Regions from separate parts of the Homo sapiens genome. Here all the other regions are linked to region 1. Evidence: chromatin loops called from intact Hi-C (ENCODE). Cell type or tissue: A673. All regions are shown on one strand. Links, peaks and the distances in the headings refer to the core of each region. The heading gives the core; the rest is flanking DNA.

Region 1 (10,702 bases), core at 1,647-9,646:
AAGCATCACGAACATCCATTCATACCTTAAACACTAAAAGATAACTATATCAAAAATAATAAATACAAGAAGAGATAAACAATATCAAAAGACATAAAAAGAGACAATACTTATAGTAGGTGAAATAGACCACAAGTCAAAAGCTATAACTGAGTGGCACACTGAGACCACAGCTCCTGAGACCAGCACAGCACCAGGGCTCACTCAAAAATTGCAGTCACTATGGCCTGGCTGACACTCAAATTTATTTGGGGCCCTAGGCCACTTTAATCAGCCAGTGGTGAAGCGGGTTGGAATTCAGACTCTTCCTGTTGGGGAATTCCCTTCTGGCCCAGGGATGCTCTAAATATTCCCCTTGTGGGTACCCATAGAATGGTGCCAATGTTGTGCTCCACTGTGACAGGGCAGCACTAAGCTCTAATGCAAAGTCCACTCTCACTTTGCTCTCCCTCCCACAAAGCACACAGATTCTGTCTCTTGGCTGCCCTGTATGGAGTTGGGGGATGGGTAGTACAGGTAAAGCAAGACTATCTTTTCTACCCTTTTCAATGTGTCTTTCCTTGTTGTTATGCTAAAAGTAGGTATTGTGATTGCTCATCTGTTGTTCTTTTTTTATTATTATTTATTTATTTTTATTTTTTGAGACAGAGTCTTGCTCTTTCACCCAGGCTGGAGTGAAATGGCAGGGTCTCGGCTCACTGCAACCTCCACCCCCAGGGTTCAAGCGATTCTCCTGCCTCAGCCTCCTGAGTAGCTGGGATTACAGGCACCCACCACCACGCCTGGTTAATTTTTGTATTTTTAGTAGGACGGGGTTTCTCCATGTTGGCCAGGCTGGTCTCCAACTGCTGACCTCAGGTGATCTACCCGCCTTGGCCTTCCAAAGTGCTAGGATTACAGGCATGAGCCACCATGCCTGGCCTGTTGTTGTTCTTATGAAGGCGTTTTCTTGCATAGATAATTGTTCAATTTGGTGTTCCTGTGGGGGGATGATTAATAGCTTTTCTATTTGGCCATCTTGCTCTGCCTCAATCAGAAACCACATCTTAGTTGAGATTTGAAGGATGAATAGGGGTTATCCAGGCCAGGAATGTGGGATTAGAGGAAGCATACCTAGGTGGCATAAATAATTTGGATGCCAAGCCTACTTGGCTAAGTTTAAGAACCTTAAAGTTGTTCTGTTTGGCTGGAGAAGAGAGGCAAGAATTAAGGCCACTGATCTAGGCAGATGCCAAATGGAAAAATATTTTGAATTTATGTTAAAGAACTTGGACTTTATCTTGAGGACTGTGCATAATTTTAAACTGGATATTGACATGATTGCATTTGTCTAGAAACTTCATCCAGGCTACAGAATGGATTGGGTGGTCTGGGATTAAAGCTGACGTTACTTACTGTAGCATTTTCATACACAAAGTGAGAAAGGAGAAAAATGAAAAATATGTGAAGTTTGGTCTCCTCTGTCAGTGACTATTGTCTGTAATCTTGACCCAAGATTATGAAATTTATTCTTACGAGCATGGGATTCTGATTCTCAATGTCCACAGGAAAGTTTAAAAATATTCTACCTGGATATAAAGTAAATGGCTGCTCAAATTTCTGTCTGCTCATTATCCTACCCTGGAGCTTGAAAGGAAGCCACTTTCTAACACACGTAACAATTGTATAATTCAGTACCAAGAATTGTGGAGAAAAAACACCAGAGAATTATAGTGATTCAATTTAAAATCTACTGAAAGCTTTGGTTAAGGCTTATGTGGCTGTACAGAGAAATTGCATGAGGTAAGAAAGCCGTTGTCATGGCCACAGGACAGTTTGTATTTTGATAAAATTAAAATGCCCTCTCAGGAAGGTTCTATCATTCTCTGGAATAACTTTTTAGAGCTTGAGGTAAAGGAAAGGCAAGACATATGTGTGATAAGGCATTACATCCAGGTGATACGCAGAGTCTAGCTTGTATTCCAGGAGCTTCAAATTCTTGTTTTCTTTTCGTTTTTCACCACAGGCAGCATCAGAGTAAAATTGATCTAATTTCACAAACTGCACTTCTGGTAAATTTTAAAAGAACTTAAAACATCATCATTGAAAATGATACAATAAAAGGGGACATCTGCACATACCTTTTGTTCTAAGAATCTGAAATAGTAAGCAATCCAGTAGCATTCCAGGTAATAGAATCTATGTGGGATTGCAGTTGTTCAATATGCATAATTAATTAAATGCTAATTCTAATCATCATACTGCCAGATATAAATACCATCTGGGAAGGGTTGTCTTATGATAAAACTAACAGTGCAAACATTGTAACACTATTCAAAGGCAGAAGAAGCCATTCTGTAGTTTTGCTAAAAATAGGGTGCTTATAGTGTAAAAGGAAATTAGACGTGCATGTTCTGTCCACCAAAGGTGACCATTCATTCCATTCCAAATAGGAACACTCACTGCCAAACCACCCCTTTAAAATAAAAGGAGCTTGAGTTGAGGAAGTATAAGAAATTGATAGGTTTTCTGTTATTTGTACAAATGATTCTTCTTTTCTTTCATGCAGTTGTACGACTCTAATTAAATAAATAAGAAACTAGTGAAATAAACTTTAACAGAAGGTCTAAACATAAGCAAATGTTGCATTCTGCAATATTTAATACATGCTTCTTAAAGCTGATATATGTACACATACATATGCACACACACACACACTTAATCTTTCTCAAGAAACAGGTTGTTTTCAGTTGCATTTTGAGAAGTGTATTATTGCTTTGCTCCATTACTTTTAGTTTCTTATTCTGTGTAGAACTATTTAAATAGGAAGAAATATACTCTTCAAATCATTCTGGTTTAAAAATTGTGGCTTAGAAGCAAGCTGGCTTCACTTCCCCCACAGAAAATGAATATATATATATATACCCAGTATTGAGATCATCACTAGCAATATCCCAGAACTCAAGTATAAAGATGAGATAGCTCCTGGGTCCACAATGAAGTTAAAAAACTTTAATTCGACAGTAAGAGAATTGGATTTCCCATATCTGTGACACCACTCCCCCATCCCCAATCTGCCCAGCATCAAGTATGTGGAAAATTTCCCCGACTCAAGATTTTGACACTTTGAAAAGTGAAAGCGAGGTGGACGATCAGCTTCCCCACCATCTTGGGTTCCCTGGCAGGAAAGCTGTCTCTTCTTCAATCCATAGGAAATATTATGAGTGCCTAAAAGGAGAAGTATTCCTGAAGACAGGCAGAGTCAAAAGGAGGAGGCAAGACTCCCATCCCCAGCCCTGGAAATTCTGCTTGTAACTCAACCAAAAGAAACACCAAATCAGAGTGGCTGTTCAGTAGCCATGCTGTAAAAGGTATGTTCCACAGTTCCTCTGGACACAAACCCTTAACTAGCCATCCCACACTACTGGAATATCCGTTTAAGCTACCCCCCATGTGAGGTGGGCAGTGCTCCAATCATTTACTAGAACTGAGTCAAATCACTAAGTTGCTGTCTCCTTTTTAGGAAAGACTGCAGCAGCAGCATCATTTTTCCTCACTTAGTGGGGGAAAATATTTAACAGGTAAATTATAAAGAATCTCTGAGCAAACAGACCCAATGAAAATGAAAGCAAGCAAGACAGAGAAAACTGGAATAAATAACTAAAACTTCAATGCGAAAATATAAAAGTATGTATGCAAGAAACAAAAGCAAACAAAATCATGACCTCACAAAACAAGAAACCAGTGATTGGCTGTGACAAGATGATGCTACATGAGTTCTCTGACCAAGAATTCATATTAACAATTTTAAAGGAAACTCAGTGATCAAGATAACATGAAAAGGCAATTCATAAATTTATTACATATTAGCATTATAAATTTAACAAAGAGATTGAAGTAATAAAAACAAATCAATAGAAATCATGGATCTGAGAAATACATTTGCCAAACTGAAAAATTTAATTGAGGCTCTCAACAGCAGAACAGATCAAGCAGAGAAAAGAATAAGTGAGATCTAAGACAAGCTATTTGAAAATACATAGAGAAGAAAAAAGAAAAAAGAATGAGAAGGAATGACAATTGCCTACACAATATAGAAAATTACTTCAAAAGGTCAAATTTCAGGATTATTAGTGTTTAATAAGGAGTTGAGCAAGAGCAAGGAGTAGAAATATTATTCAAAGAAATAATAACAGAAAACTTTCCAAAACTTGAGGAAGATGTAAATATCCATATAGGAAGGTCAGAGAACTCCAAACAGATCCAACCCAAATAGGACAACCAAGGCATATAATAATCAAGCTTTCAAAAATCAAAGACAAAGACAGTATCCTAAAAAAGCAATGGAAAAGAAGCAAATAACATATAAAGGGGCTCCAATTCTTCTGGCAACAGGCTTTACAAAGGAAACCATATTAGTCAGGGGGAATAAGATGCCATTTTGCAAGTGTTGAAAAAGAAAAAAACCCTGCTATTTAAGAATACTGTATCCAGCAAAACTATTCTTCAAATGTGAAGGAGAGATAAGGTGTTTCCCCAGACAAACAAAAGCTGAGATAATTTAATCACCGCTACTACCAGACCTTTCTTATAAGAAATGCTAAAGGAAGTTCTTCAGTCTGAAAAAAACAACACTAATGTGCAAAAAGAAAACATGTGAAGGTATAAAACCTACTGGTAAAAGTAAATACATGGACAAACCCAGATTTCTCTAGTACTGTAATTGTGACTGCAATCCACTCATAACTTTAGTATGAAGTCTAAAAAACAAATCTATCAAATCTAATGATAGCTATGCAATCTTGTAAGACACAGACAATATAAAAATATGTAAACTGAGATGACAAAAAGTCAAAATGTGGGTAGGATGAATTTAAAGTGTAGAGGTTTTTTAGTTTTCTCTTTGTTGGCTTCTGTTCTTTGTGATCTAAGATACGTTGTCATCTCTTTAAAATAACTTGTTATATCTATAAGATTTTTTTGGTAAGCTTCATGGTAACCACAACACAAAAACCTATAATAGATTCACTAAAAATAAAAAGCAATGAATTAAAACATACTACCAGTGAAAATAAATTAACCACAAAGGAAGGCAGTGAGAAAGAAAGAAAGGAATAGAGGAAGTTACAAGCAACCAGAAAACGGGCAACAAAGTGAGGGTGGTAAGCCCTTATTTATCAGTGTTAATGCTGAATGTAAATGGACTCAATTTTCCAATTAAAAGACACAGAGTGGCTGAATGGAGAAGGAAGGAAGGAAGGAAGGAAGGAAGGAAGGAAGGAAGGAAGGAAGGAAGGAAGGAAGGAAGGAAGGAAAAAGAAAGAAAGAGAGAGAGGCCACAACTCCTAATTGCACTTCCTCCAACCTTTCTCCCAACCACAAATCTCATCTCCTTAAATAGCACCAACACCATCAGCTGCTCAAACAAATTTTAGAAGTCATCCTCAATTCCTCTGCATTTCTTGCACAGTGAGCATGTTCTGCTCATCTCCTCCTGCTTGCCCTTCAAGTCAGCCTGCTCCTCCCCCTAGCCTGTGCTCCCACCACCAGCTCTCATTTGAATAACTATAAAATCCTCCAGCTTGCTCTATCTGCTTCAACTCTGTCCCCTGAAAGTGTTCAGTTTTGGTTTAGCTTCAAACATTAGAAATTTAATATTCCAAAGGATTCTAAAAACGGATTAAATGTGCCAACAAGAAGGAATTTTAATATGCATGCCATACCAGAAATAAATTGCTTTTCAATAAGATATAATCTCCAATAAAGTGCTTTTTCTTATGTCTGGCTAGAAGCCATAGACTCCGTCACTTTCTTCTCTTTTCAGAATCATATCTCTTTTCTGTTTTATATATTTTATTGATACATAATAAATGTACCCACTTTGGTAGGCCGAGGTGGGCGGATCACCTGAGGTCAGGAGTTTGAGACTAGCCTGGCCAACATAGTGAAACCTCATCTCAACTAAAAATGCAAACATTAGCTGGGTGTGGTGGCAGGCACCTATAGTCCCAGCTACTAGGGAGGCTGAGGCAGGAGACTCACTTGAACCTGGGCAGCAGAGGTTGCAGTGAGCCGAGATCATGCCACTGCACTCCTGCCTGGGCAACAGAGTGAGATTCGGTCTCAAAAAAAAAAAAAAGAAAGAAAGAAAACTACCAATTTTCAGGTATCTGTGATAATTTAATACATGCATATAATGTGGGAAGATCAATTCAGCATAATTGAGCTACTGATCACATTAAATATGTGTATTTTCTTTATGCTAGAAACATTCAAGTTATTCTCTTCTAGCTATTTTGAAATGTACAATTGATTATTGTTAAGTATAGTGACTCTACTGATTTATCGAACACTAGGTTTTATTTCTTCTTCCGTTTATTTGTACCCATTAATCAACCTCTCTTCACTCCTCCTTTCTCCCTACTTTTCCTATCCTCTGGTAACCAGCAATCTACTTTCTATCTTCATGAGATAATACTTTCTTAGCCGCTACATATGAGTGAGAACATGTAATATTTGTATTTCTGTACTTGGCTTATTTCACTTAATGTTGATTCCAGATTCATCCATGTTGCTGCAAATGACAGGACTTTATTCTTTTTATGGCTAAATAGTATCCTATTTTCTTTATCTATTCATCCGTTGATGGACAATTAAGTTGATCCTATAACTCTTCAATATATTGATTTCCTTTTTTTGGATATATATCCAGAAGTGGAATGAATGTACCACATGGTAGTCCTTGTTTCTTTCTCATCATTTGATTGATGATGTTTCTCATCATTTCTTTTTTAGCTAGTTTGTTGTTTATGTATAGGAATGCTACTGATTTTTGTATGTCGATTTTGTATACTGTGACTTCACTTATCAGTCCTGAGTTTTTTGGTGGAGTCTTCAGTTTTTTTCTGTATATAAGATCAAGTTATCTGAAAACAGGAACAATTTGACTTTCTCTTTTCCAATTTGGAGATCCTTTATTTCTTTCTCTTGTCTAATTGCTCTGGCTAGAACTTCCAGTACTATTTTAAATAAGAGCGGTAAAAGTGAGTGTATTTGTCTCGTTCTAATTATCAGAGTAAAAGCTTCCAACTTTTCCCCATTCAGCATGCTGTCAGTGGTGGGTCTGTCATCTATGGCCTTTATTGTGTTGAGATACACTCCTTCTATACCTAATTTGTTTTGAGTTTCTATCATGAAGAAATGTTGAGTCTTATCAAATGCTGTTTCTACATCTATTGAGATGATTCTATGGTTTTTATTCTTCATTTTGTTGATGAAATAGATCACATTTATTGACTCGCATATTTTGAATCATCCTTGCATTTGGGGGATACATCCCTCTTGATCATGGTATATACCTTGATGTGCTGTTGGATTTGGTTTGCTGGCATATGTTTTGCGGATTTTTGCATCTACCTTTATCAGGAATTTTGGCCTGTACTTTTCTTTTTGTTGGTGTGTCTTTGTCTGGTTTTGGTATTAGGGTAATATTAGCCTCATAGAATGAGTATAAAATCATTCCCTCTCTTTAGCTTTTTGGAATATTTTTAGGAAAATTGATGTTTGTTCTTCTTTAAATGTTAGAATACAGCATTGAAGCCATCTGGTTCTGGCTTTTCTTTTTTGGAGAGACGTTTTATTACTGCTTCAACCTTGTTACTTGTTATTGGTCTGTTTAGGTTTTCTATTTCTTTCTGGTTCTGTCTTGATGGGTTGCATGTGTCAGCAATCTATTCATTTCCTCTAGGTTTTATAATTCGTTGGTATGGAGTTTTCCATAATAGTCTCTAATGATCCTTTCTGTGGTATCAGTTGTAATATATTCTTTTTTCTGATTTTATTAATTTGGATCTTTTCTCATTTTTTCTTGGATAGTCTAGCTAAAGTTTTGTTCATTTTTGTTTAACTTTTAAGAAAACAACTTTTCATTTGGTTAATCTCTTGTATTGATTTTTTAGCCTCTATTTTGTTTATTTCTGCTCTGATATATTCTATTTCTTTCCTTCTACTAATTTTGGGTTTGGTTTGTTCTTGCTTTTTTTAGTTTTTTGAGGAGCATTATTAGGTTGTTTTTGGAAATCTTTCTATTTTTTGATAAAGGTGTTTTTTTTTTCTATAAATTTCCCTTCCAGTATTGTTTTTGCTGTGTCTCACAGGTTTTGGTATGTTGCATTTTTATTTAATTTGGTTCAAGAAATGTTTTAGTTTCCTTCTTAATTTCTTCATTGACTCATGGTCATTCAGGACCATGTTGTTTAATTTCCAGGTATTTGTACAGTTTCTAAAGTTTCTCTTGTTATTCTAGTTTTATTTCATTGTGGTCAGAAAAGAGACTTGATATGATTTCAGTTTTTAAAAATTTGTTGAAACTTGGTTTTTTGGCCTAACATATGGTGTATTCTAGAGAATGTTCCATGTGCTGATGAGAAGAATGTGTATTCTGCAGGTGTTGGATGGCATGTTCTATAAATGTCTGTTAGGTCCATTTGGTCTATAGTGCAGTCTAAATCGAGTGCTTCTTTTTTGATTTTCTGTCTAGATGACCTGTCCAATGCTGTGAGTAGTGTATGAAAGTCTCCAGCTATGATTGTATTGAAGTCTATCTCCCCCTACATATATATATATATACACACATATATATGTGCTTTACTGTTATGTGAGTATATATTTACAATTCCTTTATCCTCTTGCTGAGTTGATCTCTTTATTATTACATAATGACCTTCTCTGTCTTTTTAAAAATATAGTTTTAGACTTAAAATCCATTTTATTTGATATAAGTGTAGCTACTTCTGCTCATTTTTGGTTTCCGCCTTGTGGAATGCCTATTTTCATGCCTTCATTTTCTTTCTTTTCTTTTTCTTTTTTTCAGACAGGGTCATGCTCTGTTGCCCAGGCTAAAGTGCAGTGGCACAATCATAGCTCACTGCAGCCTTGAGCTCCTGGGTTCAAGCAATCTTCCCACCTCAGCCTCCCTTTTAGCTGGGACTGTAGGAATGTTCCACCATGCCTGGCTTTATCCCTTATACTTTCAGACAAAGAAAATATGTGTGTCATAGGTGAAGTGAGTTTCTTATAGCTAGCATATAGTTGGATCTGTGTCTTTTATTCATTCAGCCAATCTATATTTTTTAACTTGGGAATTTAATCCATTTACATTCAAAGTTATTATTGATAGGTGAGGACTTACATTTGTTAATTGTTTTCTGGTTATTTTATATACCTTTGTTCTTTTCTTTCTTGCTTCTTATTTATTTTCGGAGTTTGATGGTTTTCTCTAGTGATTATGTTTGATTATGTTATCTTTCTTATTTGTGTATCTGTTCAAAGATACATAATTTTATACTTTTGAGCTTTATACTTTTATATGTTGTCATTACTGTAGTTATTGTCCTTGTGCTTCCACATACAGTGCTCCCTTAAGCATTTCTTGTAAGGCTGGTGAAGTGGTGATGAATTATCTGTTTTTGCTTATTCATGAAAGATTTTACTTCTGTTTCATTTCTGCATGATAGCTTTGTTGGGTATATGATATGATTTGGCTGTGTCCCCACCCAAAATCTCATCTTAAATTGTAATCTGAATTATAATCCCCACATGTTGGGGGAGGGCTCTCATGGGAGGTTATTAGATCATGGGGGCAGTTCCCCCACACTGTTCTCATGGTAGTGAATGAGTGCTCATAAGATCTGATGGTTTTATAAGGGGCTTTTCCCCTCTTAGTTCTGCACTACTCTCTCTTGCTGCCATATGAAGAGGAACGTGTTTACTTTCCCTTCCGTCATGATTGTAAGTTTCCTAAGGCTTCCCCAGTCATGCAAAACTGTGAGTTAATTAAACCTCTTTCCTTTATAAATTACCCAGCCTCAGGCAGTTCTTTATGGCAGCATGAGAATGGACAAATAGAGTTTATTTCTTTCAATACATTGAATATATCATCCCATTCTCTCCTGGCCTGTATGCTTTTGTTGAGAAATCTGCTGTTCATCTAATGAGGATTCCCTGATATGTGACTGGATACTTTCTCTTACTATTTTAAAACTTCTTTGTCTTTGCCTTTTGAAAGTTTGAGTATAATGTGCCTCAAAGAGGACATTTTTGGTTGAATATATTTGGGGATTTTTGAGATTTCTGGGTCTGGATATCCATATCTCTCCCAAGAATTGGGGAGTTTTCAGCTATTACTAGATTAAATAGATTTCGTATGCCTTTTTCACCTTTATTTCTTCTGAAATTCTGGTAATATGATCATTTATTCTCTTAATGATGTCCCATAAGTCCTGTAGCCTCTTTTTTTCTTTTTTATTCTTTTTTTCTTTAACTGGTTTATTTCAAAAGCCCTTTTTTTTAAGGTGGCTCTGCAAAGAGCCTTTGGTTTATAAGGCAGTGTTATTGTTATTATTATTATTTTATTATTATTATACTTTAAGTTTTAGGGTACATGTGCACATTGTGCAGGTTAGTTACATATGTATACATGTGCCATGCTGGTGTGCTGCACCCATTAACTCGTCATTTAGCATTAGGTATATCTCCTAATGCTATCCCTCCCCTCTCCCGCCACCCCACAACAGTCCCCAGAGTGTGATGTTCCCCTTCCTGTGTCCATGTGTTCTCATTGTTCAATTCCCACCTATGAGTGAGAACATGTGGTGTTTGGTTTTTTGTCCTTGCGATAGTTTACAGAGAATGATGATTTCCAATTTCATCCATGTCCCTACAA
Region 2 (10,702 bases), core at 1,873-9,872, 200 kb before region 1:
AGGCAGGAGAATCGCTTGAACCCGGGAAGCTGACGTTGCAGTGACCCGAGATCGTGCCATTGCACTCCAGCCTGGGCAACAGAGCAAGACTCCGTCTCAAAAAAAAAAAAAAAAAGATGTTAAATATCTAATGAATTCTATTATAGTTTTGAGAAGGTACCAAAAGATTCAGAAGATTCACAACTTATATAACAGCACAGCTTAATAAGTGAAAACAGATTGCACATCTTTGGGCCTTATGCTTATCCCTTCCAAGTTGATTGGGGTTAATTTCACAACAGACTTGTTTTAATAAAATAGTACTTTTCCTTTATCAAGGGAAAACAGAACAGGAACTAACAGAGCTTACTATGTCAGGCACTATGTTATTTGTTTTATCTATCTCTAATAATCTTCACAGTAACCCTGCATGAGAGTTTAATTAACTCAATTTCACAGATGAGGAAATTAAGCCTCAGAGAGATGAAATAACTTCCTCAGTGTCCCATAGTCTGAATTTGAGCCATGATGGTCTGATTCCAAAACCTACGTTTCGAGGGAAAATAGGTTATACTCAGTACATTTTCTCACCCCTACTCTTCCACTACACACCACATCACATTTTCTCCTATGTCCTAGCCTCTAATTGGCACTTCTTTCTTCGCTTTTGAATAATTTGCCTGAACTCTGGACAACGTGTTTTATCCTCTCCTACAGCAGAATTTTCTAGAACATTCTTTTCCTGAACATTCATAAAGCCTTCCCCTTCTTGACTTCTGTGATACCATTCTTCCAGTTGTCCCCCCATCCTTTCTCAATATTTTTCCTTCTCAATAATATTCCCTAAATTGCCTCCTAACACTTTAAATGTCAGCATTCCCCAGGGTTTCAACCTCAATTCTATTTTTCAGACTGCATATTTTTCCTGAGCAATCCCTTGTAGTTTCATGACTGCATGTGACACTTATGACTTGGTGATCTCTGTTTTCAGAGAAGCAACTTTCCATAATCCAAAACTATTTTCAGTTGCTTCCAAACCACTATCACCTGTGTAATACACACAAACAAAACTAAACTTACCATTTCCTAACATCCTAATTTCAATTTCTATTATCCTGTTCATTGTAATCCATGAAGTTATTCAAGCCAAAACTCTCAATTGTCATTAAATTCTCTTGCAGTCTTACCCAATATCTAAGTATTCATGAAATCCTCATTCCTAAATAGATCTTTAATCTGTCTCCTCTGCTCCATCCCCATATAATACTGCCCAAGCTAAAAAAAAACCCACCTTCCCTTACCTAGACTACGACAAAAGCATCCTAGCTGGTTTCTCTGATTCAATTCTAACCCACCCTGAGGAATCCTTTCTTCATGGTGGTTGGGGTGGGGGTGGGAGGATCTTTCAACCTCTATATAAAATATTTCAATAGCTTCTTATCATATACAAAAAAAATTCACACTCCCTACCATGAATACCAAACCCTTTATTATTTAGCCCCTGCATATTATTTCCAGCTTCATCGCTCATCATCCCTCTTATTTATTCCAGACATACTGAACTAACTGTAGAGCTGGGGTGTCTTTAGACAGACTGACCCAGAAATACTTTATAATAATTTGAAAATCTACCTATCTTATGATTTTAAAATTCCACTTCTAAGAACATGTATACTTGAAGCAGTGGTTCTCAAACTTTTTTATTAGAATTACCTGAAGAGTTAATAAAAATATAGAGGTGGCAAGTAGGTTGAAGGACAGGACTTGGCCTTTGTATTTTTATGAAGTGCCCTAGGTGATTCCATAACCTACCAAAGTTTATGGATCACTGCCTTAAAGCAGAGGCTGGCAAACTATAACCTAAAGATCAAATTCAGCTTCTGCCTGTTTTTGTAAACCAAGATTTTTTAGAATACAGCCCACCAATTAGGTGTTGTCTATGGCTCCCTTTATACTACAGCAGCAGGGTTGAATAGCTACAACAAAGATCAGAGATCATACAACTGCAATGCTGAAAATATTTACTATTTATCCATCTACAGAAAAGTTTGCTAAGCCTAGAGGAACACTTTGCACTGAAAGACACATATAAAGATATTCACTGTGGCAATGCTTGTCATAGTGAGATTTTGAAAAATTCATGATGTACGTAAATAGGCTAATTTACGTAATTCATGATGTACGTAAATATACTAAGGATATACACATATAATGAAATACTATACAACTGATAAAATTTACTAGATCTTTATTAACATGAATGGAATTAAATAATGAGTAAAAGAATGATATGCACAGTATGATACTTTTTATATGCATTTTTATACATACAACATGTAGAGAGATATTAAAAATAAACTGAAATAATATATACCAAATTCATGGTAGTCCTTGCCTATAAAAAGGAAACAAAAAGAAGACAGGGAGGAGAATAAAAGGGATCTCAACTCTATAAATTGTTTTCATTAAAACATTTAAAGTCAAAAAGGGACAAAGATCTGAAGATTTATAAATACTAGAATATGGAGTTGTTTGCCATAATACACTCTGTGGGTTTCAACTCAAAATTAAAACCAGAAACAACCTAAAATACCCAGTTATAGGGAAAAGTAATTGAACATTCACATTCCAACACAATGGAACATAATATATCATTGAAAAATGCACATGAAGAGAACATAACATATGAAATAATTGACTTAATTACCCCAATTAGCATAGGATTCAAAACTGTCCATGCGGTAAGGTTATAATTATATTTTAAACAACAATAAAAACTAGCTGTAATCCTTTTTCACTTTGTTTGTTGGCTGACTTATTTATTTGGTTGTTCTTTTTAATCAATATGTATGCATACAAAAATTACTAAAAACAGAACTGTCTACAGTGGATATGTTTGATTTTATGATATTCTTTTTCTATACCTTTTATTTTCCAAATAATATCAGCTGAATACATGTTGAACGAATATGTATGAATGAATTGAATGAATACATAAAATGAAATGCCTTCACTTTAAATGACTTTGTGTGTGGCAGATACAGCCAACTGTACGCTCACAATCCACTCTTCTCTTCTTCCTGTATATTCAGTAAAACACTATATTTCCTAGCCTGTCATGCACACGAAGGTGCCCATATGATACAGTTCTAACTCCCAATGAAATGTCAAGGGGAATTACTGGGTGCAGCATCTTAGAAAGCTCTTTGAAGGGGAGTAGACGTGACCGGCTTTCACCTTTACCATTTCTCCTTCACCTATGTCTTTTTTTGAATGATAACGTGAAGCAGCTGAGAAGGCGAAGCAGCCATCTTTAAACACGAGGACAAAAGCCACTCACAAATGGATGGCAGAGTAGAAACTTAGGGGAAGCCTGGATTCCTGAAGGCATTATACAGCCACTGCACCACCCCTGGACTGCAAACCTCATACTTTCTGTCACATGAGGAAAAAAAAGAAAAGAGAAAAAAAAAACTTTACTTGTTTAAACCTTTCTCTTACATTCTGCCAAATGCAACCCTTGATACATCATGCTAAAATAAAATTTTAATAAATTACCCCACTGAAAGACACTTAGAAGATAATATAACGTATCTTACCTTCAGAGGAGAAAAGTGAACCTCAAGAAAAAAAAAAGTTGGAGGCACCAACCTATTATCAGAACAAAGACTAAAGCTTCACTCTCACTTATGTGAATAATTTTTTCTAAAATATTAAAATCACACTGAACTTTACATTTCAAAATGGCTGAAACAGGCGGGGTGTGGTGACTTATACCTGTCATCCCAGCACTTTGGGAGGCGAGGCAGGTGGATTGCTTGAGCTCAGGAGTTCGAGACCAGCCTGGGACACACGGTGAAACCTCGTCTCTACTAAAAATACAATAATTAGCCAGGCATGGTGGCATGAGCCTGTAGTCCCAGCTATTCAGGAGGCTGAGGTGAGAGGACTGCTTGAGCTCAGCAGGCAAAGGCTGTAGTGAGCCAAGATTGAACCACTACACTCCAGCCTGGGTGACAGAGTGAGACCCTCCCTCAAAAAAAAAAGAAATGCTGAATGGTAAATTTTAAGTTATGTATATTTACCACAATAAAAGAGAGATAAAATTATATTAAAATGAAGTCCACTTTAATGATATAGTTTAAAGATAACATTTTATACATTTTTGTCAAATAACATATAAAATATTACACATATACTAGTCAACAACGAGTGCCCATCCTTTTGCTACTCATAAGCAAATCTGTAGTTTGAAATTATTCAAAATTAGTATTCAAACTAACACATCAATTTCATAAGTATGTCTGTACAGATTACTCCTAAACACTAAACAATCCACAACAAGGATAAAGAATCGGGAAATTTACAGATGGTATTTGAATTCATACTCTATCCCACAAAAGCAACTAATTTAAGCCCTTTTCCCTAATTGTCAATTTAACAGGAAGCCAAAAATATGTCTGCATTACACAATTATATGTCTGAATTTCACAAATATTATTCTTTATATCAAAGAATAAGACTTAGTTTTGTCCTTAGCTAAGAGGGTCTCTTGACTGGATATAGGATTGTTGGATCCCAATGCTTTTTGCTTAGTAATTGGACACTTCTATCGCTGACTCCTTGATTAGATTTCTAATCTCTGCTGCTCAGACACACCCCTCTTGGATTCATGAGTACCAAACACTCATGAAAGCACCTGTCCAGAGAATAGAGAGGACCAGTTCTGTTTATACTGAACTTTCATTCTCTTTCCTTTCTGCTTGGTCTGTGGTCCCACTCTTCGTTGTGCTAATATTTCTTCAGTCCTTTACTGTGGAGAAATATAATTCTCTGTCTCTGGATCTAAATTATTAAATCTCTTAGAGAACCACATTTTCTTCAAAAATAACACAAATACATCAAGGAAAATAAATGTATTTTTTCCAACATGAATATGTTCCAGAGTCTCAGGTAGTAGTTAGAAAACCAATTAAACGCTCCTTAGATATGCCCTAAGGTATTTTACTAAGTCATACCAGCACTTGTTGCTACTCTCCACAAGGGTGGTGATACCCACTCTGTTGAGCTAGGACTGAGCCTCAGTTATCAAGAAGCAGGTAGACAGAATATTTTATATCCAGTAGGTAGTAATAAAATTCTACCTGCAATTAAGAAAAGGCACTAAGCTTAACATAGCCCTAGCAACTATTTCTAAATGCCACAAGAGGGCGATATAACTCTATGACAGCACATGGGAAAACAATTTTTCGAGTTAGAAAAATTCCTGACTTTCCAAGATATGGAAATAAAGGCATGTCTGGGTTGAAAGTAACAAGCGTGCAAAAGGACTTATTTCTCCTCAATTCATTATTAGCAAAAACACAGTATTTGTCTATATCTTTCTCTGAAGGTTGGCGGTGATTCAAAAAGCAATATCTATACATGCTCTGCTCTTCAGGACACCTGTGAATATAGCTGGCAACTTAGTGCTCCACCTATAGCTACTCAAAAATTATTTGTTGTCCTTCAAACAGATCCCTTGAACAAAACAGTTTATTTGGACCTTGCGCTAGTCTTCAAACTTCTCTTTGAAATACGTCTGGAAAAAATAGACATAATTTCCTTCAATTATTCTTTGTGTTTAATCACATTTCTACTCACCACTGGCATTCGTTCATAGACACGAATAGAAGATAGTCTATCTACAATAAATCAAATATGAGCACTTAATGTTTTATCAGTTTTAACTCAAATTATAAAATGTACATATGATTGGTTTTGTACCTGAAGAGTTTCCATGGATTTTTTCCACTTTCTCCTTGAGATAAACAATTTGCTTTTCTAGTTCATCATTTAATTCAAGTTGTGTCTCATAACGGGTTTTCCATTCACTACCTGAGTAAAAACAGGGAGAAACAATCAAGATCACCCCACCACCTCTCATTTATTCATTAAAATAACATTATGAGCTTGATCTTACTCTATTACTATATTTGACTTTATTGGCAATACAGATCAACTAGAAGGAAATAGTTATTAAGTCTGTATTTCTGTTAGTAAGATTTTCCAGACTGCAAGAATTAGACTCACACTCAGGCTACCAAACAGCCAAACCTTATCACAACTACTGCAATTCCTCTTCTTCCCTACTTCCCACCTGCTTTTTTCTTTTACTTCTTGTGCATCCTTACAATGAATTCAATTAGAGGGAATATCAGGACATGTTTCTTTCCTTGGAACTTGAAATACCCATATATATAATATCCATATATTTCATATATGATATTTCATATACATATCCATAAATATATATATTTCAAGTTCCAAGGAAACTTGAAATACATATTTATATATTTATACATTTTATATATGTTTATGTGTATATAAAATATCCTAAACATTACTAACCTATCCAATGTCATGTTCATTTTTTTTCCTTTGAAAGCAATTCTGAAGTCTGCTGAATAACTATCACTTACGTGTCTGCCGTGTGTAAAGCACACAATGCTTCACATACATTAAGTAATTTAATCCTCATTTTAGAAATGTAGTCACCTATTTTACAAAGATGAGGAAACCAAGGCTCAAAGATGTCAATGTCAAATAACATTCTTAAGATGACAGAGCTAATAAATAAGGGAACCGGGTTTTTAATCCAGTTTTATCTGCCTTTGAAATCATATCCTCTTAACTCCTAAGCTGAAGGAACAATGTACATTTAGCTATCTTCTCAGGCATTTTCTCTTAACCTTAAGCAGTTTTCTTTCACTAAACCCTTTTAGCTATTAAAGTCAAAGCATTTTCCTTATGTCTGGGGAAAAAGAAGAATACAGCCTAAAATTAAAAGGTCTTTGTTCAGATTCAAAGCCCAAAGCTAACTTTTTCGAGTCTTTAAAGTCAGGCTTTGTAGAGGGCAAAAAGATGGCTTCTTTTTCAACTTTAAATGCTCTTCACAGGTCTGAAATAACTGCTGCTACATAACAGTTAGTGGAAGAGTTAAGGAGAAAGAGTATTAGCACATACCACTACCAACCTCCTCAGCCCTGACACAGGTCTCCCTTACACCCTCATCTCTATGCAAATGCGGTCTACCAAAGGGGATGGAACCCCCTCCCATACTGAAACTGAAAGTCATTAACCCAAAAGCTTTGGAAAGGTACAAGAAGAAAGGAGAAGCCCTGAAAGACTAAACATTTACCCAAAAGATACAGTAGAGCTCAACTGTATGGAATCATCTTTATAACTTGCTACCTAAAGTCTCCCTTTGTCATGGTATCCCCTTTCCTAACATGGTAACGGATTCTTCAGAGCAAGATGAGAATGGTTACCAAAAAATTAAAAATGCAATTTATTTTTGGCACATCTGAGTACAGTTTATAAATTTTGACACCATTTTATTTAAAAATATTATTGACTTTTAAGTCAATCATCAAATTTAATTATCAAATATAGACAAGCCAGCCAGGCACGGTGGCTCACACCTGTAATCCCACCATTTTGGGAGGCTGAGGCTGGTGGATCACTTGAGGTCAGGAGTTCAAGACTAGCCTGGCCAATGTGGTGAAACCCCGTCTCTACTAAAGAATACAAAAATTAGCCAGGCATGGTGGCAGGTGCCTGTAATCCCAGCTACTCAGGAGGCTGAGGCAGAAGAATTGCTTGAACCCGGGAGGCAGAGGTTGCAGTGAGCTGAGATTGTGCCACTGCACTCTAACCTGGGTGACATAGCTAGTCTGCATCTCAAAAAAATAAAAATTTTTCTCAAAAAAATAAAATAAGATAGATAGATAGATAGATAGATAGATAGATAGATACATAGATACATAGATACATAGATACATAGATAGATAGACCGACCTATTAGTATACAGTCGTAACCAAATGGAATCCGGCTGCTTGCCACTTACAGAGTCCAATTAATAAGAGCAAGGTCTGGCATAAAGTGGCTTTATTAACCCCAACATCAACATGGGACAACACAAAAGACCCAAGATAGACACCAAAACAAGACACACAGACCTTGTAACCAGCACAACTCCTGCATGCCTCCCATATTAAGTTTCCCTTTGAAAGCCCCCTGCCTTTTCCCTAGAAATTGGACATGGTTATTTTGGATGGGAATCTGGCCACTTGTCCATTATTAGTTTTGGTCAATGAAGTCACTTTCTCTCTACTGGACCTCGCTTTTGTTAATTGAACTATGCAATCAGCACTTACAATTGCTGGTTACAATTTTAGTGTCCCGTATGGTGAGTGCTGTATGCTCCAGGGCCTGAGCCTGCCAGTCTGGTTTCTATCAGATGGGGCATAGGGCCACCTGTGAATACTAGTTGCTGATGGCTAGCTGACCCATGGCTAGGATATTAGGGAATTTCCCAGCAGCTGCCAAGACTCTTTTGTCTTAGGGATCCTCTCTTTTCTTCCTGCTATGGTGTCTGCTACCTTCAATGCTTCACTGGTGCAAAGAAAGTGACCTCTGGAGAAGCTGAGAAACTATGGAACTAGGTGCATTAGTCAGAGTGTACCCAACCACCTTCTGCCTCTTTTGGGGTGTCGCTGGGGCTCTGCTTTATTTAGACTTGGCTGCCAGTGAAACTATATGAGCATTTTATGCATTGGTTTTGTTTGTATTTGCTGCACCCTTGGGCCTTTGCTCAGTTCTGACTCAGTTGCCTGGGGGAGCCATTTGAAACTGAAATGAGGGATTTCGGAGTCTACACAGCCCCTTAACCAGGGATTTGTTTGGATGCACACCACCTGTTTGTCCGTGTGTGAGATCTTTGTGCACCCTGATCTCTTTGTCTCTCTTTCTCTCTCTCTTTCCCCTTTTTTCCAACTTCATCATCCTGATTATCTCAGAAGCCATCTACAGCCCTACTCTTCTCAGCCAAAACCACCCTTCGCTCCCTCTGGCTGGAAACAGTTTACCTTGACTGGTGACTTGAGGAAATGGGAGGGATTCATCCCACACCCTTCAGTTCTAGGGTGCTGAGGCTCTCCCTAAGAGGAGATAAACAAGAGAGGTAGGGGTACTGTGCAGTGGCTGGAAGGCTCATAAACCTCCCTTCCTTCTTTTCTCTTTCCTCTTCCTGCCCATAAAACCTGACCTCCTTTCTCCTCTCCACTCCTTTCTTTTTCTCTTTTCCTGTTCAAACCAGGAAACCAGTACTGAAGAGAAAAAACAATTTTCAACATCCTGGCCCCTGATTTTGTCATCCTCTTTGGGACTGCAGCTGATTACATATGGTGCATTTTTGTGTACATTTTAAACTGACGGGCAAATTACAGCAAGAAAAATTTAGAGCTCAAATAGTTAACCTGAAGCTATAGAGTTAAGTAGAGTCTTCTAAAGCTATCTTCCCTCTTCCCCTCTTTTCTGCCTGCTTTAAATCTGCTGTTACTAAGCTGCTGGTGCTAGGACTCATTTATGATCTAACTAGAATGTAAACACTGGAAAGTTGTTTGAAACTGAAAATAAAAAATAACAAGGGTAAAAGCGGTTTAAAAAAACTGCCATAGAGACTCCTTTACCCAAAATTTTGGTTCACAAATTTCCTTGGATTACCTATTAGGGCAAATGAAGTTTGGCCATATGAACAGGTTCCAATTTTGTCAGAAAAAGAACTTGAAGCCAGCTATCTTTTGTAGGTCTGTGAGTTTGTAATGCTGTCTCATGGCTGGAGTTCCAAGGTAAAAGCTATTGGTTATTTCTTTGTGCATGTATGTATACATGTTTAGATATATTTATGTAATATTCATGTATTATGTTCTGCGTTGTGTCTAGCATGTTATCAAACTGGCTTATAAGTAAATGAGTACTCAAAAATTAAGTCCAAATGCTTTTCAAGTGCATGTGAATTTTTAATAAATAAAAGTGGTTTTAAAATTATTGATAAAAATAGAAAGGTCTTCAGAATTGTCCCCATACATTTTTGTCTAAGTGGTTTTATATTTGTATCAGTGTGTATACAAAGGTGTCAAGGGTTGACATAAAGGTTCTAAGACTTTAAACTCAACCAAAAACAGAATAATCTTTGTGTATTTTTTTTTGACAAATAAGACTAACTTGTTAGTTCAATGAAACAGCTAAATCTTCAGAGTCATCAGCAAATACATTTAATTTTAAGGTTCTTAATTAGGTGCTCACCATTTAGTGTTCAGATTTTAAAAATGGTTAATAGGGAAATAACTTTATTATTTATTTTTAATTTTTTTTTTTGAGATGGAGTCTCGCTCTGTCACCCAGGCTAGAGTGCAGTGGCGCAATCTTGGCTCACTGCAAGCTCCACCTCCCTGATTCACGCCATTCTTCTGCCTCAGCCTCCCGAGTAGCTGGGACTACAGGCGCCCATCACCATGCCTGGCTAATTTTTCTGTATTTTTTTAGTAGAGACAGGGTTTCACCATGTTAGCCACCAGGATGGTCTCGATCTTCTGACCTCATTATCCGCCCGCCGCAGCCTCCCAAAGTGCTGGGATTACAGGCGTGAGCCACCGTGCCCGACCCGGAAATAACTTTAAATAATGATTAGTTTTGTGTAATATCTCAGTTTTCAGAAGTAATCTAGATAAACTATTAAGAAATGGAAAAGGTGAATACATGTAAATGAGATAAATGCTTGTAAGTGGACTTTTTGTGTAAGTTAAAATCTTAAAATTATTTTGAATTAAATAATAGATGCTCCAATCCAATAGATAATAATTTGATTTCTGGGACATTTCCAATTAAGAAAAGATTATG
Region 3 (10,702 bases), core at 1,475-9,474, 75 kb after region 1:
ATATAAATTGGTTAATGTACAGAAAACAATTAGATCAGTTGGTGGCACATAGTAAATAATCAGTGTGAGTTATTATGGATTCTCCCTTGCTTTGGTGGGTAATTTTTTAAGAATCATGTTCTATTAACTCTTTGCAGGGTGCTAACATCAGGAGAGAGCAAACTCACTTTCTGCCTCAGTTATAGTTAATTTTATCCCTGATAAGCTACTTGAGGATATAGATTTTGGCAGAAGGTTGGAATCAAATCCTCAGTTGCTACCTTTTATGCAAAAAAAAAAAAAAAAAAAAAAAAAAAACCCAAAGCAAATCAGGTCTAGTTTTCTCAGAGCCAAGCAAGAAGTACATTTCTAAGTATTCTCACGAGCTGGTCATCTAAGGCCGGCCCCTCAGACCTAAGAACAAATGAATAGCCCAGAAGGCGTGGATACGAAGTCATTAAAAAGAACAAATGTGAAGGGCAGGATTCTAGAAATTGGTGCCAAGGATAGGACTAAGTTCTCCTTCTAAATGTGATGGAAGGCATCTTTTCAGAGAATAAGGGCTAATTAATAAAGATTGGTTGCTGTTCCTGGCATTGAGAGTTTTAAGGCACTTACTGAAGGAAAACAAAGTGGTATTGACCCAGCCTTAAAGCCAGACATTGATGAGGGCACCGGAAACCATCCACACAACACAAACACTTTCCTGTCATTTTCCCATAAATGGAAAGAGCAGAAATCTGCCAGCCTTTGGTTCAAAGATCTTGTAAGACTTTAAAATACACATCAGAGATATTCCTGAGAATGACACAGCACCTTAGACTAAGCCACCCTGGACAGCAATGCTGAGATGAGATGCCTGTCTCAACCCTGTAACTCAAAGACTCAAGTCTTCTTTTGTTTCTGTCAATTGCAAACCCCAATGTACTCTGTAGTCATCCAGAGTGTTAGCGTTTAGAAGGAAGTTAGAAATAACATAATCCAAACCCTTTCCTTTATAGCAAAGCAACTGAAGTCCAGAGAACGGAGACCATCCAGAGCCGCACCCAGTTAATGGCAGGGCAGAGACTGAAACCCAGATGCTATTTGTTGTCCACCTTCTTCTAATATCTTGGGGGTTGTTTACCATCTGCTGGCAGATTCCCTGGCTATCACCAGCCTCCATGTCGGTTATTAACAACTTGAAAGCAAGGACAATACCAAATACCATGGGGTGGTGTTTGCCTCTGATTGATGGTTTTGTTCTCACGAAGTTAGCACTCTCTGAATGGTTTCTTATTTTCTAGACATGTGATGTCTGCTGTTGGGCAATGTCTAAGCCTCAGTGGTTTTGATAATTAGGCTTTCTTCCAGTAGAGCTTTTCCTCTCTTGCTTTTTCCTCAACAGGTAGCCCCTCTTCCCAGCGTGGCTGCTTCTCTTTTGGGTAAACACACATGCAAAGCCTGCCCTGATCCTCCCTCTAGGCAGACCCTGATGCATCTTCTTTGGGGCACCTTTCACTAATCTTTAGACTTGCCCTTTATAAGACATGAGTCTTATCATTAAGATTACTATAATATCTTCTTATGATTGTTATTAGATTATTATAATAATCTTATCATCCTTTATTTGCTGGTCTGTCTTCCTAATAGATCATATGCTTCATAGGATCAAGAACTGTGACTTTTTGTTTCCCTAGAGACTTGTCTGTTGGCTGAAGAGCAGTTCATCCACCAGAACAGGAAGAAAGGCTGAGTAGCTGGCCACTGGCTCGGAACAGCAGATGAGGTGGTGGGAGCAGACAGATGTTCTCTTCTAGTTTCCTCTGCTTTCTCTGTGAAATAGAAAGGAGGATCCTTGCCTGAGAAGAAGGATGGGAAAGGGGGAGTTCTGGAGGTCTGGGGAGAGACAAGAAGAGAAGGTGTGAGGTTGTCAGGAGAGAGGGTCAGAGCACGGAATAGTTTGGGAACAAGATGATTGACAAGAGAAGGGGCATGGTCGTGGGACAGTCTAGGATATGTGAGACATTTACCTAGGACAGTGGGCGAGAGACTGGACCAGGGAACTGTTGTAGTATCTATGAGAAGTACTTGGGGCCTACTTGAGGTTAGAGGCCATGAATTTCAAGGGAGACCATTGGCCAGATTGAATGTTTTTTCCAGATGCACACATTGTGCAGATGAAGGCTCAGAGTTGATAAAAAGTTGTAGTTAGCCATGTTCAGGGTTTTGCTGAGAGAGTGCCACAATAGGAGAAAGAGGCCAGGATGGTAAGGGAGCAATGTCAAGGACTCAGGACAGCAATGGACTGTGGGATCTCAGCTGGGTGAAAAGGGAGGGAAGAAATGAAGGAGCTGAGGGACAGTGGTAGGGCCACATGAGGACCAAAGAACTCTGAGATCAGCCTGCCAGGGTAGGGAGTGAGAAGAAACCTGGGAAACCGCACATCCTTTCTAATATGATATGAAGGCAAATAGAAGATAGGAGTGTGTTTGCTTGTTTTAATGTCCATACTAGGCAAAATAAATTATTGGTACTATATTAGTTCTCATAATGCTTTTGGTCATTTTACCAGTCCATGAAAGTAAAGTCTGGGAACCACTTGTTTAGAGAAAACAGCCTGCAAGCCTGTCCTGAAGTGACCTGGCATTAGTGTCTCCAGTGGGAGGGAATTCTTTGCTTTAAGACTTCTCTGTCTTCCCTGAGCCAATGAAAGTCATGGAGAGGCACATGGATTGAAGACCCTTAAATTTTCCTTAATGTGTGTACAAATCCACGCCTGAGTTGGTTTTCTGTATCATTTACCCTACAAGTGGATTTGAAGCTGGCATGCTCTTTCTTGAGTCCCTAAATGCCTTGAGGATAAAGTGTCCACATAGCCTGACAGGGCAGAATCTCTCCAGCTGGGGTTTCCAGGAAGCTTTGAGCAAGAGGTGTGGAAATCAGAGCTTCAGCAGCTGCTGCCTGCTGGGAACAATAAGCTGTGGCCCTCCCTTCAAGCAGAGTTTTGTTTTCTGCTGGTGTCATATCAAATATGCCATCAGTGTCTCCATGGTCCAGCAGTAACCAGTGAGTAGCCTCACAGCAACAAGAAGCCAGAGAATTAAGTGTCTCAAGGTCAAGGAAGCAGGGCCTTCTTGGATCAGCTATGGAGCATTACCTTAGCCTTGTTGGCTTGGGCCTAGGGAGAGCTATACATCACATCCTAATGAGCAAATATGAAAGGATCAGAGAATGATGAAATGACTTCTGCTCAGAAGGTCACAGAGTAATGGCTCTCCTGATGTTGTCTTGAGCCAAGTTACAACAGGACAGAATCTGCTAATCTTGAAAGAAAAGGCTTTGTCATATGTCAGTGTTCATCTTTTTTTCTCTCACATTCTCTTCCTCACCAAAATCAGGATCTCCTCTTCCTCCCCTTTCTCCTCCTCTGCCATTTCCTTCTTTATTTAATGTATAGACCTCTTTTCATTTAGGCTGTTCATCTTATACAATATAGTGTGATGGCTCTGGCCACAGGTTATAGATTTCTGAGATTTTTCATGCTGCCATGAATATATACTAATGTTTGGACATTGGGCATATTATTTTTTTAACTTCTATTTTAGATTCAGGAGGCACAAGTGCAAGTTTGTTACCTGGATATATTGCATGACGTTGAGGTTTGGGGTATGAATGATCCCATCATCCAAGTACTGAACATGGTACGCAATAGTTAGTTTGTCAACCCTGTCCCCTTCTCTTCATCCCTCCCCCATGTGGCAGTCCCCAATTTCTATTGTTGTCATCTTTATGTCCATGAGCACCCAATATTTAGCTCTCACTTATAAATTAGAGCATGTGGTATTTGGTTTTCTGTTATGGCATTAATTTGCTTAGGATATTGGCCTTCAGCTGCATCCATGTTGCTGCAAAGGACATGATTTTGTTCTTTTTTATGGCTGTGTAGTATCCCATGGTGTATATGTACCACATTTTAAAAAATCCAATCCACCATTGATGGGCACCTAGGTTGATTCCATGTCATTGCTATTGACAATAGTACTGCTATGAATACACACATGCATGTGTCCTTTTGGTAGCATGATTTGCTTTCTTTTGGATATATACCCAGTAATGGGATTGTTAGATCAAATGGTAATTATGTTTTAAGTTTTTTGAGAAATGTTCACACTGCTTTCCACAGTGCCTGAACTAATTTATATTCCCACCAACAGCGTATAAGCATTCCACTCCCTTTTTTTTTTTTGACATGAGGCCTTGCTCTATCACCAAGACTGGAGTGCAGTGGCACAATCATGGCTCACTGCAGCCTTAACCTCCCAGGCTTATGTCATCCTCCCACCTCAGCCTCCTGAGTAGCTGGGACCACAGGTGCAAACCACCACTCTTGGCTAATTTTTAATTTTTTAAAAATGGAGACAAGGTCTCATTACATTGCCTAGGCTGGCCTTGAACTCCTATGCTCAAGCAATCCTCCCTCAGCCTCCCAAAGCATTAGAATTACAGACATAAGTCACCACACTCGGCCCACTTTTCTCTGCAGCCTCACCAACATCTGCTGTTTTTTGACTTTTTAATAATAGCCATCTGACTGACGTGAGATGGTATCTCATTGTGGTTTTGATTTGCATTTCTGTGACGATTAGTGATGTAGACAATTTTTCGTGTTTCTTGGTCAAGTGTATGTCTTCTTTTGAGAATTGTCTGTTCATGCAACAATAGCATTCCCCTTTCTAGTGTTGTTGGAGGATTAAATTTTAAAAAATGCCTATAAAGCTCCGGAAGTGCTGACCACAGAATAAGCATGCAATTAATGTTATCTCTTATAATTATCTGTAAAATGTACAGAATATGCAGGGAATGGGTTTAGAGACTCATGCTAACAAGCATTTATAAACACATACAATTATCTTGGTGTTAAGGGAAGGTATCACAGAATGACATCTTTGTCATCTAGTGCCATTGGTTTTGGTCATTATTTAAGGTATGACTGAATCACCTGCCCCCTGAGAGTTCTTCCTGGGGAGTCCCTCCTGAAAGTCTTTCTTAGAGATTGTCCCCAGTTGTGAGACAATCTCTAGATGACTGTCTCCTTTTGCTTTACTATGTTAACCCCTAGTCAGAAACATAATTTCAATGAGACAGATTCCTAGTTTTAGTAGAAAATTAGGGCTTTTTGAAAACCACTTTAAATACCCAAAGTGAAAAATATCCAAGTGACCTGAAAAAGAAGTCAACATACTTTTCAAAAATCTCAGTTTTTCTCTGTTTACAGAAATGGGAAATCTGGCTGCAGAAGATACCTTTTTTCTAAAATGCATAAGCCTATCTTGTAGAATAATTGGATTCATAGCTTAGACCTAGCAGCATTGTTTCCCTTGGAACAGAAATGGGTGTACTTAAAAGGAAAGTTATATTTGCTAAAAAATAAAGGCTGCTCTAACTCTAGTGGCCCATGAGGACTGAAACACTAGAGCACATTTATCATGCTGGTTCTGTGAGGTTGTTCAAGGGCTGAGATGAAATACATTTGGAAAGTTTTGGTGTGTTAGGTGAGCCAGAGCAGGAACTGCATCCCTAATGCATGTTCTCATTAGGAGAATTGCTTTCTAATTTAAAAACTCACCAGACCATCGCTTCAGTTTCATCCTACAAATTCTACTAGGAGAGTGCATGTTGCACTAAAGAAGTAGTTTTTCTTTCACTGATTTGAAAACATAATATTTGTTCACTAATGCAAAATGAATCGAGACTTTACCTTTGAATGCTCAGGAGCATGTCCATCTTTGAATAAACTGATTTTAACTTTGTTTTAAAGCAAGATGATTTGGGCTCTCATAAAATCATTGGCGATGTGGGGCCGAAGAAATGCTTTCACTCCAAAGAAAGTACAACAGCTTCACTTCAGTGAAATTCCAGTAAAACGACCCTTCCAAATGATACAAACTTTAGACTTGTTCTTTGCTTTGAAAAATTTTTGCAAGAAAAGAAAACCAAGTGAAAAAATTAAGTAAACAGAACTTCAAACACTTTATCTTACATTTTGCTACATGGTTAAGGAGATGGTTGTGTTTGTAATGCACAGGGAAGAAAACAGGGCATTTTGATCAACCATGAAAATAATATTCAACAAACCATGTGTTCTTTTAGAGTTTAAAAATTCTGAGACATCTTTTAAAAGTGAGAATATTTTATTTTAATCATAGTATGCAAAAAGTTCCTAGGTTTTGTAAATTTGGTACTGTGTATTTTTATTTATATCAGAATTAATATAGCCTAAATTTTATAAGTTCTCTTAATTTTTGCTCTCTCTGGACAAGGATTAGCACTTCTCATCCTCCAAAAATGCACAGGCTTCCTAGACAAGTATCTCTTTGAGGAGTTGGGTTGCAAAAATACGAAGAATGTTCTAGAATTCGATAGTACACTAGGGAAAATATAGTTAACAATTTATTCTATATTTCAAAATAGCAAGAAAATAAAAATTAAGGTGTTCCCACCACAAAGAAAAGATGATGTATGAGGTGATGGATATTCTAATTACCCTAAGTTGGTCATTACACGTTGGATACAGGTATCAAAATATCACATGTTCCCTCAAAATATGTACAACTATTATATATCAATTAAAATGCCTTAAAATTATTTTTAGGCAGTAGCTCACACCTTTAATCCCAACATTTTGGAGGCCAAGGAGGGATGAACACTTGAGGCCAGGAGTTTGAGTCCAGCTTGGGCAACACAGTGAGACAGTGAGACCCTGTTTCTACAAAAAAATTAATAATTAAAAAATTACCTGTGTGTGGTGGTGCATGCCTGTAGTCACAGCTACTTGGGACTTTGAGGCAGGAGGATTGCTTGAGCCTAGGAGGTTAAGGCTGCAGTAAGCCCTGATTGCACCACTGCACTCCAGCCTGGGCAACAGAGTGAGACTCTGTCTCAAGAAAAAAAATTGGCTGGGCACAGTGATTTATGCCTGTCAGCCCAGCACTCTAGGAGGCCAAAGCAGGAGGATTGCTTGAGGCCAGAAGTTTGAGACCAGACTGGGCAACATTATGTAACCCTGTCACTACAAAAAAAAAAAAAAAAAAAGAATTTCAAAGTTTCATACAGTACCATTTACTCTTGTGGTTGGCATAGAGTTCTATGGGTTTTGAAAAATGAATGGAGTCATGTATCCAGCATAATACAAACCAGTTTCATCACCTCCAAAATTTCCTCTGCTGCCCCTTAGCAGTCAACTATGCCCTTCTCATACCCCCAAGTCTCTGGCAACAACTGATCTGTCCTCTGTTCGTATAGTTTTGCCTTTTCCAGAATCTCATAATAAAGGAATCATATAATACTACATAGCCCTTTGGGTCTGTACTCTTTCAACTGGCAAAATGCATTTGAGTCATCCATGTTGGTACATGTATCAGTATTTGGTATCTTATTATTGCCAAGTAGTATTCCATCATACGTATATACCACAGCTTGATGATGATCCTATCACCTGTTGATGGAAATTTGGGTTGTTTTTTAGTTTTTGACAACCATGAATAAGCTGATTATAAACATTCATGTACAGGCTATTATGGGAACATAAGCTTCCATTTTCTTTAGGTAAATTCCTAGGAGTGAGAATCGTTGGGTCCTTTGGTAAGGGTATGTTTAACTTTATAAGAGACTGCCCAACTATTTTCCAAGGTTGCTGTACCATTTTGCATTCCTTCTAGAAATTTACCAGAGTTTCAGTTGCTCTGTGTCCTCACCAGCACTTGGCATTGTGAGTTTCTTTTTATTTTAGCCATTCTAAGAGTACAGTGGCATCTCAACATGGTTTTACCTTGACTTACAATGTTGAACATCTTTCCATGTTCTTATTTTCCTTCTTTGTATTTTCTGTGGTGAAATATCTGTCCAAGTATTTTGCCCATTTTAATTGAATAATTTACTTCTTTCTGCTGAAGGAAAAGGTGGGGCATTCACAAAATGATTAAAGTCCTGGATTTACACATGGAAATGGGGGCTGAAACCAAGGAGGTTCTTTATATATTTTAGATACAAGTCCATTTTCAGTTATGTAATTAGAAAATATTTTTCTCTCAAGGTGTAGTTTACTTTTTTTCCATCCTATTAAAAGTGGCCTTTATAGGTAAAGAGGTTATTTATTTATTTATTTGAGACGCGGTCTTAGTCTATTGCCCATGCTGGAGTGCAGTGGTGCAATAACAGCTCATTGCAGCCTTGACCTCCCAGGCTCAAGCGATCCTCCCACCTCAGCCTCCTGAGTAGCTGGGACTACAGGTACCTGCCACCATGTCCAGCTAGTAGAATATCATATAACTACAGAACAGATAGGACTTTAGCTATTGTCTATGGGTATCTAATTTCTTTATGTTTCAGAAAGCAAAATTAAAACCCCGTCAGGTATAGTGACTCACTCAAAGTCACTTACAGTAATGATCCAAGGTCTGCTGTGGCCCCTGCAGAACTTTCCTCCTGTTTTCCAAGAAATTCCACAGTGGGCTATGCAGAACATTATTTCTGTGCATTAGCTGCAAAAACAGGGTCCTGTGGTTATGTATGTTGGGAAATGCTGTATACCCACTCTCCAGGGCATTTTAAGGAGGTTGCAGGTTTTAAGGAGTCCATGTAAAGGTATTTGTTGCGCTCTGTTTGACCCAGGTTTCCCATGTTTATTTGCCTTCTGGATTAGTTTGCCTGAAACCTACTGACATAAACATTACCTGCCTGATGGGCTGTGTCGCATGTCAGAATAGGCTGGGAGTCAATGAATCTGCAGACAAGAAACATGAGACCTGGGTGGTTACAGCTCCTGGGCAGGTTTGCAGGGAGAACAAAGCACTCGAAGGCTCACTTCACCAGGCTCTAAAAACCAGCAAAATTGTTTTCTCAAAATCCAAATAAATAAAAGATTAGTTTTTTTACTCTTATGAAACAGAGACAAAAGATAAGTTTTCTCTTAAGCTAATATTGAGTATATATGTACGAATTACTCAGGTCATAGCCTTATAATTTTGTTAGGTATAGGAAATTGGGGTTGAGTCTGTCCTAATTTCAGGCTATACTCCCTATATATATGTGCAGACATACATACAAACTTTATTCCCTCTCACTCCATGTCAGAGATGAGTATAAGCAAGATACAGTCCCAGACAGTAAGGAACTCAGAGTCCCATATGCCTTCTTCTTTTGGAGAAGGGGAGGTAAGAGGGAGTCATAGTTTTCTCGGTTCTAATTCCCACCTAAAAACCTGAGGAATCCAGCTTTTTGGAGAGCCCAGAGCTCTTCTTGCAAACTAGTCACTGAGTATGAAAGAAACATCTCATTATCAAGCAAGAAGCAATGACAGGATCTGACGCCTTTCTTTGAAGTTCCCAACTCCCCCCTGCTCTGGCTCAAATCCTGCTGCTGTCCTCCCTGGGTCTCTCATGTGGGTTCTGCTGCCCACTCCTCTGGCAGCAGCTTCTTTCAGGTGAGCCTCTGGATGGGTCTTCCTGCCAGCGTGCCTTCTGCCCCCTGCCTCCTTCACACTGTGCAGACAGCTGGAGCTCTTCCCAGGCATTGCCAGAAAGGACTGAAAGTCACCCCTGACTGACTGAAAGAGAGCCCCTGACAAGTTTGTCCTAGGAATAGACAGCTAGATCAATGGCCTTCTCTTCCTACATCTGTTTGGTTGAGTATCTGCCAGACACTGAGCTAGGTGACAGATACAAGGTAGCTATGAGGCTGTTCTTGTTTTTAAAAAGTTTATGACCTGTGAGGAAGCAGATCAGACTTACAGATAATTTAAGTGATCTGGCAAGTGCTACAACAGAGGTCTAAACCGAGTGCTACGGATGCTGGCCTTAGTCTAAGGGTTGTAGGAGGACACCTCCTGCCTCCTGTGCAGGTTACTCCGCTGGAACATGGCCCTGCACTGGGACACAGATGGTTTCCGGAAGGCAAGACTTGTTTCCTCAAAGAGAAATACATGTCTGATTTGGATTTCCTTTTTCCCTGACTGTCACAGACCCCATACCAATCAAGGATAACATTCTCCTCTCCTCAGGCCTAGTGTTCTTTCAAACCCTATAACAGGGCGAAATTCTGGCTTCAAAGGATCAATCCAGCTTGTGTCTGAGAGCGGGCAACACTCTGCAGGGGGTTAGCTGTTCCTTCCCTTGAGGCACTGGGACAAAAACAGCACTCACTTAGGTATTAACCCTTGCGTGCATTGGCTATTTTTCCTGGCGCACTTCCTTCCCCAGCACAACTCCCAAAAGACCCTAGTGTGGTTGTTCCCCTCCATCATTCACATTTCTTACTGATGCTGTCTTTGCTTTCTTCTTACTGACTCTAGAGAAGGATATAGTCTTGGATGACATTTTGAAAATAGAAGAGCCGAGGTTATTAAATGATCATTGCTATCATTCCCACCACCCCTGTCTTCAATATTTCTAAATGTAGAACATTTGAATACCTTGTTTTCTAACCCATGTGTCATCCATAACAAAAATATGTGTAAAACGGGCATAAACAGGAAGGCAATGGTGAGACTATAGTTTCTCAATGATCATTAAGGAAGATTTTCCTGCAGTCAAGTTTTAGAATTGTCCCTTTGTCTGACATCCTTTAAGTTTTTGAGTCTGCAGATTTGGGATGCGTGAGGGGTATGGCTTCCCACCACTTTTATAATTAAGGGGAAAGGCTGCTGTGAGCATAGGAGTGGGGAGGCTGAAGTGGCAAGTCAAGA

Evidence for each region. Hi-C counts contacts between places; a loop is a spot of excess contacts. Peaks named below come from ENCODE experiments on the same cell type or tissue, not always from the same donor. Only the 100,000 strongest peaks of a DNase experiment are listed, where the experiment ranks them.
Region 2: it touches region 1 in a loop (5-fold over the local background); 5 of 110 quality-filtered maps call a loop at or near these places.
Region 3: it touches region 1 in a loop (2.8-fold over the local background); 2 of 110 quality-filtered maps call a loop at or near these places.

What each region holds. Positions count from the first base shown.
Region 1 is chr13:36,475,813-36,486,514 of GRCh38, forward strand. No RefSeq gene overlaps it. Among named protein-coding and RNA genes, the nearest start is that of CCNA1, 49 kb to the left of the region's middle. In A673, for the core only: no CTCF peak of the experiment used is centred there; DNase peaks (open chromatin) are centred at 4,519, 5,129 and 5,449; H3K27ac peaks cover 6,930 bases.
Region 2 is chr13:36,277,847-36,288,548 of GRCh38, forward strand. CCDC169-SOHLH2 (CCDC169-SOHLH2 readthrough) reads right to left here. Exons shown (of 16, transcript NM_001198910.2): 2 at 5,746-5,856. The coding sequence starts at 5,760. It overlaps CCDC169 (coiled-coil domain containing 169), which reads right to left. Exons shown (of 8, transcript NM_001144981.3): 3 at 5,746-5,856; 4 at 5,623-5,663. Among named protein-coding and RNA genes, the nearest start is that of CCDC169, 15 kb to the right of the region's middle. In A673, for the core only: a CTCF peak has its summit at 5,176 (motif pointing right); a DNase peak (open chromatin) is centred at 5,215; H3K27ac peaks cover 497 bases.
Region 3 is chr13:36,550,826-36,561,527 of GRCh38, forward strand. No RefSeq gene overlaps it. Among named protein-coding and RNA genes, the nearest start is that of SERTM1, 120 kb to the right of the region's middle. In A673, for the core only: no CTCF peak of the experiment used is centred there; a DNase peak (open chromatin) is centred at 4,556; H3K27ac peaks cover 3,854 bases.